Linked DNA regions of Homo sapiens: region 1 is linked to region 2. The links are chromatin loops, found by intact Hi-C in ENCODE. Cell type or tissue: OCI-LY7. All regions are shown on one strand. Each heading gives the region's core, and the rest is flanking DNA. Links, peaks and the distances in the headings are about the cores only. Region 1 has its middle 49 kb from the start of DRC8. Region 2 overlaps DRC8 (dynein regulatory complex subunit 8).

Evidence for each region. Peaks named below come from ENCODE experiments on the same cell type or tissue, not always from the same donor. Only the 100,000 strongest peaks of a DNase experiment are listed, where the experiment ranks them.
Region 1: a loop joins it to region 2, with 4 times the contacts of the local background. A loop is called at or near these places in 11 of 110 quality-filtered maps.

The regions. Positions count from the first base shown.
Region 1 is chr1:244,918,058-244,923,439 of GRCh38, reverse strand. No RefSeq gene overlaps it. Among named protein-coding and RNA genes, the nearest start is that of DRC8, 49 kb to the left of the region's middle. RefSeq lists a silencer at 4,437-4,796. In OCI-LY7, for the core only: CTCF peaks have their summits at 4,540 and 4,741; DNase peaks (open chromatin) are centred at 1,809, 2,269, 3,299, 4,519 and 2 weaker places; H3K4me3 peaks cover 3,458 bases; H3K27ac peaks cover 4,300 bases.
Region 2 is chr1:245,040,549-245,045,930 of GRCh38, reverse strand. All of the region lies in intron 3 of DRC8 (dynein regulatory complex subunit 8), which reads right to left. It also overlaps the pseudogene RNU6-999P. Among named protein-coding and RNA genes, the nearest start is that of EFCAB2-AS1, 72 kb to the right of the region's middle. In OCI-LY7, for the core only: a CTCF peak has its summit at 3,075 (motif pointing right); a DNase peak (open chromatin) is centred at 3,080.

The sequences.
Region 1 (5,382 bases), core at 136-5,135, 120 kb after region 2:
GTAGTTTGATACACTGAGAAAGAATGAGTTCATAGAAGAGGGATAGTCTGTATGTATCTATAAAAGTAAGTTGCTGAATTATTCCACATAAATTCATTAAGTGCCTACCATGTGCCAGAGGCATATTACCCTGGGTGCATATAACAGGAGGAGGTATAGTTAAATACCAAGAATTCAGAGGGACAAAGGTATTACAATGAGTCTCTAGAGGACTAGAACTTTCTAGAAAAAAAGGAGTCAATGAACAACCACAAATGTCTCATCTACTAAGCAGACACGGTCTCTGTAGGGAGGGACGCTATGGGCTTGATGATATTTAGAGAATGGTTTATCAAAGTTCCATTTTGTGTCAGGCTAGGTGCTTTACATTCATTAAATCTGGCCCGCACGATAGCTCAATGGGATATATCTGTTACTATTTGCAGTTTGCAAATGAACAAACTGAAGCTCACGAAAGCCAAGGTCTCACAGCCAGAGTCAGAGGTGAGATTTTAATGCCCATTCTTGCTCCGCTACAGTCCACGGCCTCCACAGCCAACCAAATCATGCTCACCAAATCATGCTCACCAAATCATGCTCACCAAATCATGCTCATCAAGCAAACTTCTGATTTAATTTGACGTCACATGTAGGAGAAATGCTCTGGTTAGTCAATCTAATCTTACTTTACTAGGCAGTTGTAGTAATAATAAAAATATTGACTGATAGCATATATTGAACATTCGTTGGGCGCCAGGCTAAGAATTCCATGTGCGTGGATTAGAAACTATTATCCCTCCTTTACAGATAAGAAAACTAAGGCATAAAGGATGTTAATAACTTGCCTGGTGGCACACAACTATGAAGAGAGAGAGTCTGTGCTCTTGATCATTCTATGTATTGTCATCTAACATACACAATATTATTGAAAATATGACTTATTCATTTAAATAATATGTAGTGAGCACCTACTCCATGGCTTGGGGCTTGCTGGGAGAATATCAATGAAGTATAAGACCTAGTCTCTGTCTTGTAAATATGTACAGTTTAAGTGAGGAGGCAAGACATACGTAGTAAAATTATTGGATAACAATCAAGCTTTGTATATAATTAAGTATTGAATTGATTAGTGCAACCAACAAGGGCATTGAGATTTCAGAGAAGAGGAGCTCATTGAGCTCCGAAGCAGAGAAGAAGTTGGGGTTGAACAGAACCCAGCAGAAGAGAGAGAGGATTCTAGGAAAGAAATGAGAATGGTGTCTAGCGGAAAGGGACCTACTGGACCCAGTGGGTAGAGCAGTAGGATCCACAGGCAACTTCCTTCACAGCCTTACCTCTGACATTTTCAAGTTCAGAAGCGCCCTTCTTGGGCTGCTGATCCAATGCTCTTTCCAATTCAACTTTTTTTTTTTTTTTTTTTTTTTGAGACAGAGTCTCGCCCTGTTGCCCAGGCTGGCCTGGAACTCCTGCGTGATCCTCCCTCCTGAGTAGCTGGGATTACAGGCATGCATCACCCTCTGGCCAATTCAGCTTAAAACAAGAAAGTGCCAACACGGTAGCCTGAGCTTCTGAGTTTAACCCCTTCATCTCCTAAATTAGCTCCTAAGAGATTCAGGGACTGGGAGACTGTATGTCACCGGAAGGTAAAGCAAAATGTGTCTTGTTCATCACCATATCCCAGCGCCTCTAACAGAGACTGCCTCTTGCAGGTGCTCAATAAATGTTTATTAAGGAAGGAAAGAGCCTGCATAGCTAGCTGTCACTGTAGCCCAGTGGTTAATAATGTGAGGGGCAGCAGGGTGGGGTGGAGCCCAAACTCCCAGCTTAACATCTGGCTCTGCCGTGTGCCAGCTGTGTGATCTTACACAGTCACTTCACCTGCCTGTATCTCAACTTTCTCATCTGTAAAATGGGTCCTATGAGAGTATCTTCCTCATAGGGTTATTGTGAGTATTAAATGAATTAATAGACACAAAACACTTAAAACAGGGCTGGCATCTATTAAGAGCTACTTATGTTGCTCTTATCAGTAGACTGGCTCCAAAGCCAGACCACATGGATTGAAGCCTATCTTTGCTGTTTATGAAGAGAGTGGCTTCTCTGAACTTCAGTTTTTCCATTTGTAGTGTGGATATTATACTAACATAATAGTATCTATCTCATAAGACTATTGTAAGGATTAAATGAGTTAAAAGCATACAAAGCACCTAGCACAGGCCCGGAGCATCCCTCGATAATATAAGACAGTTACTCTCCTTGCTTAGTCACTGGGCTTTTCCTCTTACTCCACCACTGCAGCTGGCAGGTGGTAGCACATGTCTGAATTAGGCAAGACTTTATTTATGGAGTTTGTGTAGTTCTACCACTATCAGTTCCTCTTCGGCTTCCTTCTAGGGTAATCTGTACTTTAAAATAAATTTTAGACTTTTTATTATGCAATTTCCAAACATATATAAAACCAGACAGATGAACACAGTGAACCCCCAGGTACCCATCTCCCAGCTTCAATGATTATCCATCATACCACAATTACTTTCTCTCCTTACTGCCACTAGGTTATTTTGAAACAAATTCGAGATACAATTTCATCTATACTATTTCACTATGCGTCTTTAAAATCGAAAGAATATTTTTTAACATAACCACAATCATATTGCCACTCCTACGCATTTTTATAGTAATTCCTGCATATCATCAAAAAGCCAGCCAGCATTCAAATTTCCTTGATTTTCTCATAAATTATTTTATTTTACTTTTGCTTTTTTTTTTTTTTTTGAGATAGGGTCTTGCTCTGTCATTCAGAGTGCAGTGGTGTGATCCTGGCTCACTGCAGCCTCAATCGCCCAGGCTCAAGCAATCCCCCCATCTCAGCCTCCCAAAAAGGTGGTACCACAGGCATGTGCCACCACGCCTGGCTAATTTTTTAATTATTTGTAGAGACAGGGTCTCACTATGTTACCCAGGCTGGTCCTGAACTCCTGGCCCTCAAGCAATCCTTCTGCCCCAGCCTCCCCAAATGCTGGGATTACAGGCATGAATCACTGTGCCCAGCCAAATTATTATTTTTTAATTTATTATTTTTATCATGGTAAAATACACATAACATAAAATTTACCATCTTATTCATTTTTAAGTAAACAGTGGTATTAAATCCATTCATAATGTGCAACCATTACCATCATCCATCTCCTTAACTCTTTTTTTTACAATCTAAAAAAAAAAACAAAAAAATACCAGTATCCAAACAAAGTCCGGATGTTGCTTTTGTCTGAAGTTTCTTGGTCTCTTCTGACCCTAGAGGAGTTTCACGCCCTCCTTCTCTACCCCCTTGCAATCTATTGTTGAAGAAACTGAATGATGCGTGCTGTAGAGTTTCTCACTTTCTAAATTTTGCTGATTTTGCTTCCCCATGATGTCATTTAATATCTTCCTCTGACCCCTGGAATATTACATAGTCTTTCATAATACGTCAAAGACTTCTATGGTTGTGTCAGAAGGCTACAGGAGCCCTGGCTGAAAGTGGGGTATTTGGGCCATCAAATAAATAAGTAAATAAATACTGTAGCATATTAAGACACATCAAGTATGGTAACATCCACCGGTTGAGAGTAATGCTCCAAAAATAGATGGATTGGTCACCTTTGGAGAGTGCTAAGGAAACAACTCTTTATTCCAAAAATAAAGAGTAAGGATCAAGTATTTATTTTGCCCTTCCTGTATGAACTGTATTTAGGGTAGCCAAATAATTGATGGGAAAAGATCCTGCTGATACATGAAAGAAATGATAAATTAAAATATTGCCATTTTGCAACCTCTAATGAAATGAAGTATCTAAGCAATGATTATCAATGGCTGCTGAAACCACAGGTGAAGAGCTGAAGGAGAACTTTATAATGGACATATCGGGTTGACAGGATCCGAGCCCACTGATCAATCTTAACATCCCTGAGAGACACCCCAGCAGGTATGATGCGCACTGGATGTGACACAGTAGGAAGTCTGCAGCCTATGAAACAGACATACCAAAACAAATCTGAATCTGAGCAAGCCTCTCTGTGTAGCTCCCAGCTCGAAGGTAGTTTGTACTTTTTTTTCCAAAATGAGCAAATACTAAATAAAAAGCCAACAAAAATCCTTAGGCACATGTCCAACTGAACACCTCCTCATGGTGAGTGCGGGAAAACAGTCCTAGTCAGTACATTTGGGCCCCCACAGTTATAAAACCATCACATTCCCGAGGTGAGAATAGTTCTGCATATAACAAGTGGAAATTGCAGAGCGGAGGGGGCTTTGGACTTTTGGATGAGCACGGAGAATCTTTGTTTATCCTAATCTACAAGGTAAACTCGTTTCACACATGACACGGCTTTCAAATACATGGCTACTGCGTTCAGGAAAACGGTGTGACAGAGGCAAGCTGGCATCTGACAGCGGAATCATCCGTCAAGAATCCCTGGCGACGTGAGAGAGAGCGGAGGTGGCTCTGACGCGCCCACGCGGCTCGGGTAGTCTCCGCAGCCCCCGCGCGCACGTGGCGCGGTGTGGGTGTGCGCGCCCCCGAGCTGCCGGCTGCGCCGGTGCGCGCAGTTGTCAAGTGGGCTGGTGCCTGTCCCCGCCTGCCTCCCCGGGTCCCCGCCTGCCTGCCCGGGTCCCCGCCTGCCTCCCCGGGTCCCCGCCTGCCTGCCCGGGTCCCCGCCTGCCTCCCCGGGTCCCCGCCTGCCTCCCCGGGTCCCCGCCTGCCTCCCCGGGTCCCGCCGCGTGGTGCCCAGGAAGCGCGGGGCTCCTCGCACACGCTGCCGGCCTCATTATTTCTTTAAACCTGTTCGTATTTATAATCCAATTCCGGAAAACCCAAGACCCATAGGCTTCTCCCTCCCTACGCTCCAGTCTCAAATTCTGCATTCCTGGGTAAAGCCATGTAGATGCGGATCTCATTTTGACAGATAACTAAATTACATATATTTCGAAAACCCGCAACTCTCATAAGATTTTTACCAGCTGGCCACCAGTGCCCAACATATTGCACATTTTGGAGTCGTTTAGTTCTCCACTTTCTACTTACGAGCACTGGTACCTTTTTTTTTCTTTTTTAATTTATTTCAGGGATCACATGAAAAAATATGAATTACAAGGAATGAAATTTCAATACAAAAATGAGTCCTAGATTCTTACCTTAGGTGGACTCTAATTATTATTATTATTATTATTATTATTATTTTTTTTTTTTTTTTTTTTTTTTTTTTTTTTTTGAGACAGGGTCTCGCTCTGTCGCCCAGGCTGGAGTGCAGGGGCGCAATCTCGGCTCACTGCAAGCTCCGCCTCCCGGGTTCACGCCATTCTCCTGCCTCAGCCTCCCGAGTAGCTGGGACTGCAGGCACCCACCACCACGCCCTGCTAATTTTT
Region 2 (5,382 bases), core at 174-5,173:
ACCAGAGGCTACTCCCTTTGCAAACTCACTACCTTTTCTGGTAGGCAGATGGGAAATTGGCTGTCTGCAACAAACCAGACTGACTGCGGGTTGAGTCTTCGTTTGCATCTTTGTTCACTCCGGCCTCTGAATGGTTGCTGTCCACAACCAGTCAGACCGATGGCTGCTGTCCACAACCAGTCAGACTAATGGCCTGCCAAGTCTGTTTGCACAGAGGTATAACTTTGTAACTTCACCCTAGCCTCTGATTGGCTGCGAAAACCAACTCCTGTTTGCACAGGGGTGTGACCTTTGTAACTTCACTTCAGCCTCTGGTTGGCTGCTTTCTGCAACCATTCAGACTGACTGTGGGCTAGCACTTCATTTACATGAGATGGACGTGAAGTGGCCAATGGAAAACTGCTAGCGGGTATTTGGACCCAAGAAGATTCTGCATCTGGACCCTGGAGCTGCTGCTCTGGCCCACTCCCACACTGTGGAGTGTACTTTCATTTTCAATGAATCCCTGCTTTTGTTCTTTTGTTGCTTCATACTTTGCTTTGCTTTGCTGGGCATTTTGTCCAATTCTTTGTTCAAAATGCCAAGAACCTGGACAACTTGCAGTCACAACCCTCGACCAGTGACAAGGCAAGGTGGCTCACACCTGTGATCCCAGCACTGTGGAAGGCTGAGGCGGGAGGACCACCTGTGTCCAGGAGTTCAAGACCACCCTGAGCAATACAGTAAGAACCTGTTTCTACAAAAAAATGTAAAATTAGCCAGGCATGGTGGTGTGTGGCTGTAGTTCCAGCTACCCTGGAGGCTGAGATGGGAGGATGACTTGAGCAGGTGAGGTTGAAGCTGCAGTGAGCTCTGTGATGCTGCCATCACACGGCAGCCTGGGTGACAGAACAAGACTCTGTCTCAACATAAATAAATTCAATTAAATTAAAGCAACCTTTTAAAACCATTTTTAACATTATTAAAATTATTAAAGAATTTAAATTATTGAAGTTATCTTTTCAAAAAACTATTTAAAAAACTGAAACCAAGCCAGCCATGGTGGCTCACACCTGTAATCCCAGCACTTTGTTGGGGCTGGGTCGGGGGAGGGGGTACCGAGGTAGGTGGATCACTTGAGGTCAGGAGTTCAAGACCAGCCTGACCAACATGGTGAAATGCCATCTCTACTAAAAATACACAAACACACACACACAAATAGCCAGGCGTGGTGGCAGGCGCCTGTAATCCCACCTACTAAGGAGGCTGAGGCAGGAGAATCCCTTGAACCCGGGAGGTAGAGCCGAGATGGTGCCACTGCACTCCAGCCTGGGCAACAGAACGAGACTCCGTCTCAAAAAAAGTAAATAAATAAATAAATAAATAAATAAATAAATAAATCCAGCCTGGGCGACAGAGTGAGACTCCGTCTCAAAAATAAATAAATAAATGATAAAATAAAATAAAAAACTGAAACCAATGTAGTAAAATAAAATTAAAATCGTTTTTTAAAGTTTAATAATTCCTTCTTTTGTTAAGTTTTTGGAGTAGAGAAAAAACATATAAACTCGTTTTGCATATAGTAATGGGCTGGTTATCACTGGCTCCTCATAGGCAAAAAGTCCTGATTTGGATCCTTTTTTATTTCCATTGTGGTTTTATTTCCATTGTTCCAAGATCGATTTCAAGCTGCCAATTACAAACATGAAATCACTAAAGGTGGAGTCTGGAAGAAATGACAATAGCATACCATTATATGGTACATCCACCACACATACACTAGACACAAATAACCTCAAAGTATGAGTAAAATATAATAAAGTAATTACGAAGTGGTAAATTGTATTTATTACAATTACCTTTCTTTTTGTCATTGTTAATAAAAGCATTTATTTTGCATTTAATACAGAATAACCTGAAAAAATATGGAACGCTTCACAAATGTGTGTGCCAGCCTGTGTAGGTGCCACGCTCATCTTCTCGATGTTGTTCTGATCTTAGATAAGTGCTGCTGAAGAAAGCACCCTTGTTTTTTAATATAACTGAATTGTCTATATAATTTATTTCTAATATAAACTAGCTTTAACAATAGTTTGCAGAACTCCTGAAATTTAGCCATTAGCTCTTGTGAGCTGGGATAAGTCGGCACGGTCTGGCTCCAGCACACCACTGACGCTGAGAGTCAAAATCACTTCATTCAGACAGCTAAAGAGGCCTTCCTGGGGCCGTCCCTGCACGGGTTCATCTCCTCAACAGCGAGAGTGGCCAGGAGCAACTCACTCAGTATTCTACCATGTACACAAAACAGAAATCAAATACTACTCTTGAAAATAAAATGTTGTCCCTTTGAAAAATAATTTTCTTCCTTTTAAATCGATTTCATGGGATTAAAAAAACGCTAACTCCTCAATTTTGGTAGGCTTTTGAAAGAAAGTGAAAATCAACTGTTCCATATAAAGTATTTAAAATATGCTGAGACATTTGATTTCTTTTTCTTTCTTTCTTTTTTTTTTTCCTTTGAGACAGAGTCTCGCTCTGTCGCCCAGGCTGGAGTGCAGTGGCATAATCTCGGCTCACTGCAACCTCCGCTTCCCAGGTTCAAGCAATTCTCCTGCCTCAGCCTCCCAAGTAGCTGGGATTACAGGTGCCCACCACCATGCCCAGCTAATTTTTTGTGTTTTTAGTAGAGACAGAGTTTCACCATGCTGGCCAGGCTGATCTCAAACTCCTGACTTCAAGTGATCCGCCCGCCTAGGTCTCCCAAAGTGCTGGTATTGCAGGCGTGAGCCACCGCACTCAGTCAACATTCGATTTCTTTTGTCAACGTAGATGTCTTATATTGATAAGAAGTACAAACTAACTCCAAAAGCCTTTATGGTTACAAGTATTAAAAATGTTTTTCTGTACCTGTGCTATATATATAGTAGTGGGCATAGGAGTAAGACTATTTGGAGCAAATGAGCCCCAATAAGGTGGCCCAATCGTGGTGTCATCATTTAATTATGTATAGCATTTGGACCACTTAAAATGTTTGACCCGGGGAAGCTTGGTTCTTGGCAGGCTGGCATTTAGTGGGTGTAGTATCAAGTTCCTGACACAAGGGGGAGCCAGTGCCATTGAGCTAGGCTGTGACTTCAGTTTAAGGGCAGCCTAAGGTCAAAAACACCAAAGTGAAGACCAGATTCAGAATATTTCACACAATTATAAGAGACAAAAAAAAATAGGCAAAACATTTTACCTGCTCTATTAAATAGCTAATATTATGCTAAGGATAAGAGAACATTTAAAGCAATCCAAAAATGTCTAAGGACAAAGCAGGATCTGAAAATGTTTTCATTCATTTAACAAATATTTGAACCCTATGATGTGCTGGTATCGTTTACAGAACAGCAGAGAACAAAATAAAGACCTCGCCCTTACGGAGGGCATTTTTCACACATGTACCTTATTTTGGAAAAGCCATGAAATGAAGGTAAAATAATGACGAAATCTCTTTCTTCAGCAGAGCTATTCTGTTCAAAAAAGGCCTCTTTTATCCAAGGTCCCTCTAATCAAGAGATCGTGTCTCCACTGCTAAGATATGCTTCCTGAACACCTGGTTCTAACTTGCTGCAGTGTTATTTCTTATATAGTCCTATGTGCTAGAGTTTGTAGCCCCCTAAAAAACTCTGGATCTCCTGTATATCATTAAAAACAAAAGCTCTACAAAATACTGGATATTACAGAGTGACTGAGAAACAATTTAACCACACGGTCACTTTTCATGTGCCATGGCGCAGGCACTCCGCAGCATTGCGATTACTATGAATTAGACAAAATCCCTGCTGTAATGGAACTTACAATCAAGGGAGTGAAAGAGTAAACATAAATAAATCTAAGCGAATTTTAGGTAGTGATAAATACAATGAAGAGATCAGCACCATACCCATGATTGTCATAGCTCTATCAGTTTGCTAGGGCTGCCATAACAAATTACCATAGACTGTGTGACTTAAACCACAGAAATTGATTTTCTCGGTTCCGGAGGCCAGAGGTCCCAGATAAAGGTGTCAGCAGGTCGGCTGCTTCTGGGGCCTTCCTCAATTTGTAGGCGCCACTTTTTCTCCCTGTGCCCTCACCTGGTCACCCCTCTGTGCGCGAGCATCCCACTGTCTCTCTGGGTGTCCAAACTTCCTCTTCTTAGGAGGACACAAGTCAGATTGGATTAGGGCCCACCCCAATGGCCTCATTTTAACTTAATCACCTCCCTTTTGTTTGGGCTTTTTAACTTAATCACCTCTTTAAAGACCTTATCTCCAACTAAGGTTTCATTCTGAGGTATACTGGAGGTTAAGACTTTAAAACACGAATTTGGAGGGGACGTAATTCAGCCCATAACAATAACAATAATGACATCTTACAACTTACTGCCACCACCAAGCTTGCCTGGCCACCATTCCCTCTTGCCTGCACCACTGCAATAGACCACAGGCTGTCATTCTGCTTCTGCTCTTGATGGCCATCTCAATCCATTCTCACAGCAGCCAGAACAATCTTTTTAAAATGAAAATCATAACATGTAATGCCCTGCTTAAAACCCTTCAATGGCTTTCTGGTCAACTTCTTCCTGATCAACTGCACCGAGAAACTTCTTTTTCACAGCATGTAATGCTCTACGTCATTTGGCCCTGCCAACGTTTTTGGCTTGATCTTACACCACTCTCTAGCGACCTCACAGGTACACTATCCTCTTTGCTTTTCTCCAGCATCCTAATCCTTTCCCCTTCAAAGGGCCTTTATATTTGCTCTCCCCTGCTTCACACAGCTGACTCCTAATCTTAAAGTTCTTATCTCGAAAATTACTTCCAGAGACGCACTCCCTGACCAGAACGTCTAAACTATTCCATCCCACCTAAACACACCCCAATTCTCTAATGTATTATCCTACTTTATTTTCTTTATAGCACATTTTGTTACATCATCCTGTTTTATTTACAGTGTAGCATTTATTACTATTTGAAATTGTATTTATTACTTGTTTACTTTTCTATTATCCACCTTTTTCCTCTAAAATATAAGTTCCTGGAGGGCAGAGGCTTTGGCTTTCATTGCTATATTCTAACACCTAGAAAAAGCTCACACTTAATAAGAAATCAAATATTTGTTGAGTAATTCATGTTTGTGTGTTTGTTTTTTATAGACAGGGCCTCACTATGTTGGCCAGGCTGGTCCTGAACTCATGGGCTCAATCGATCCTCCCGCCTCAACCTCCCAAAGTGCTGGGATTACAGGCATGAGCCACCGTGCCCAGACAATAATTAATTTGTAGAACACTTTATAGCTTGAAAAATGCCTTTCACTTAAACAGTACTTTCATATATATCCACTCATTTAATTCTAATGTCAATCTATATTATATTCCCT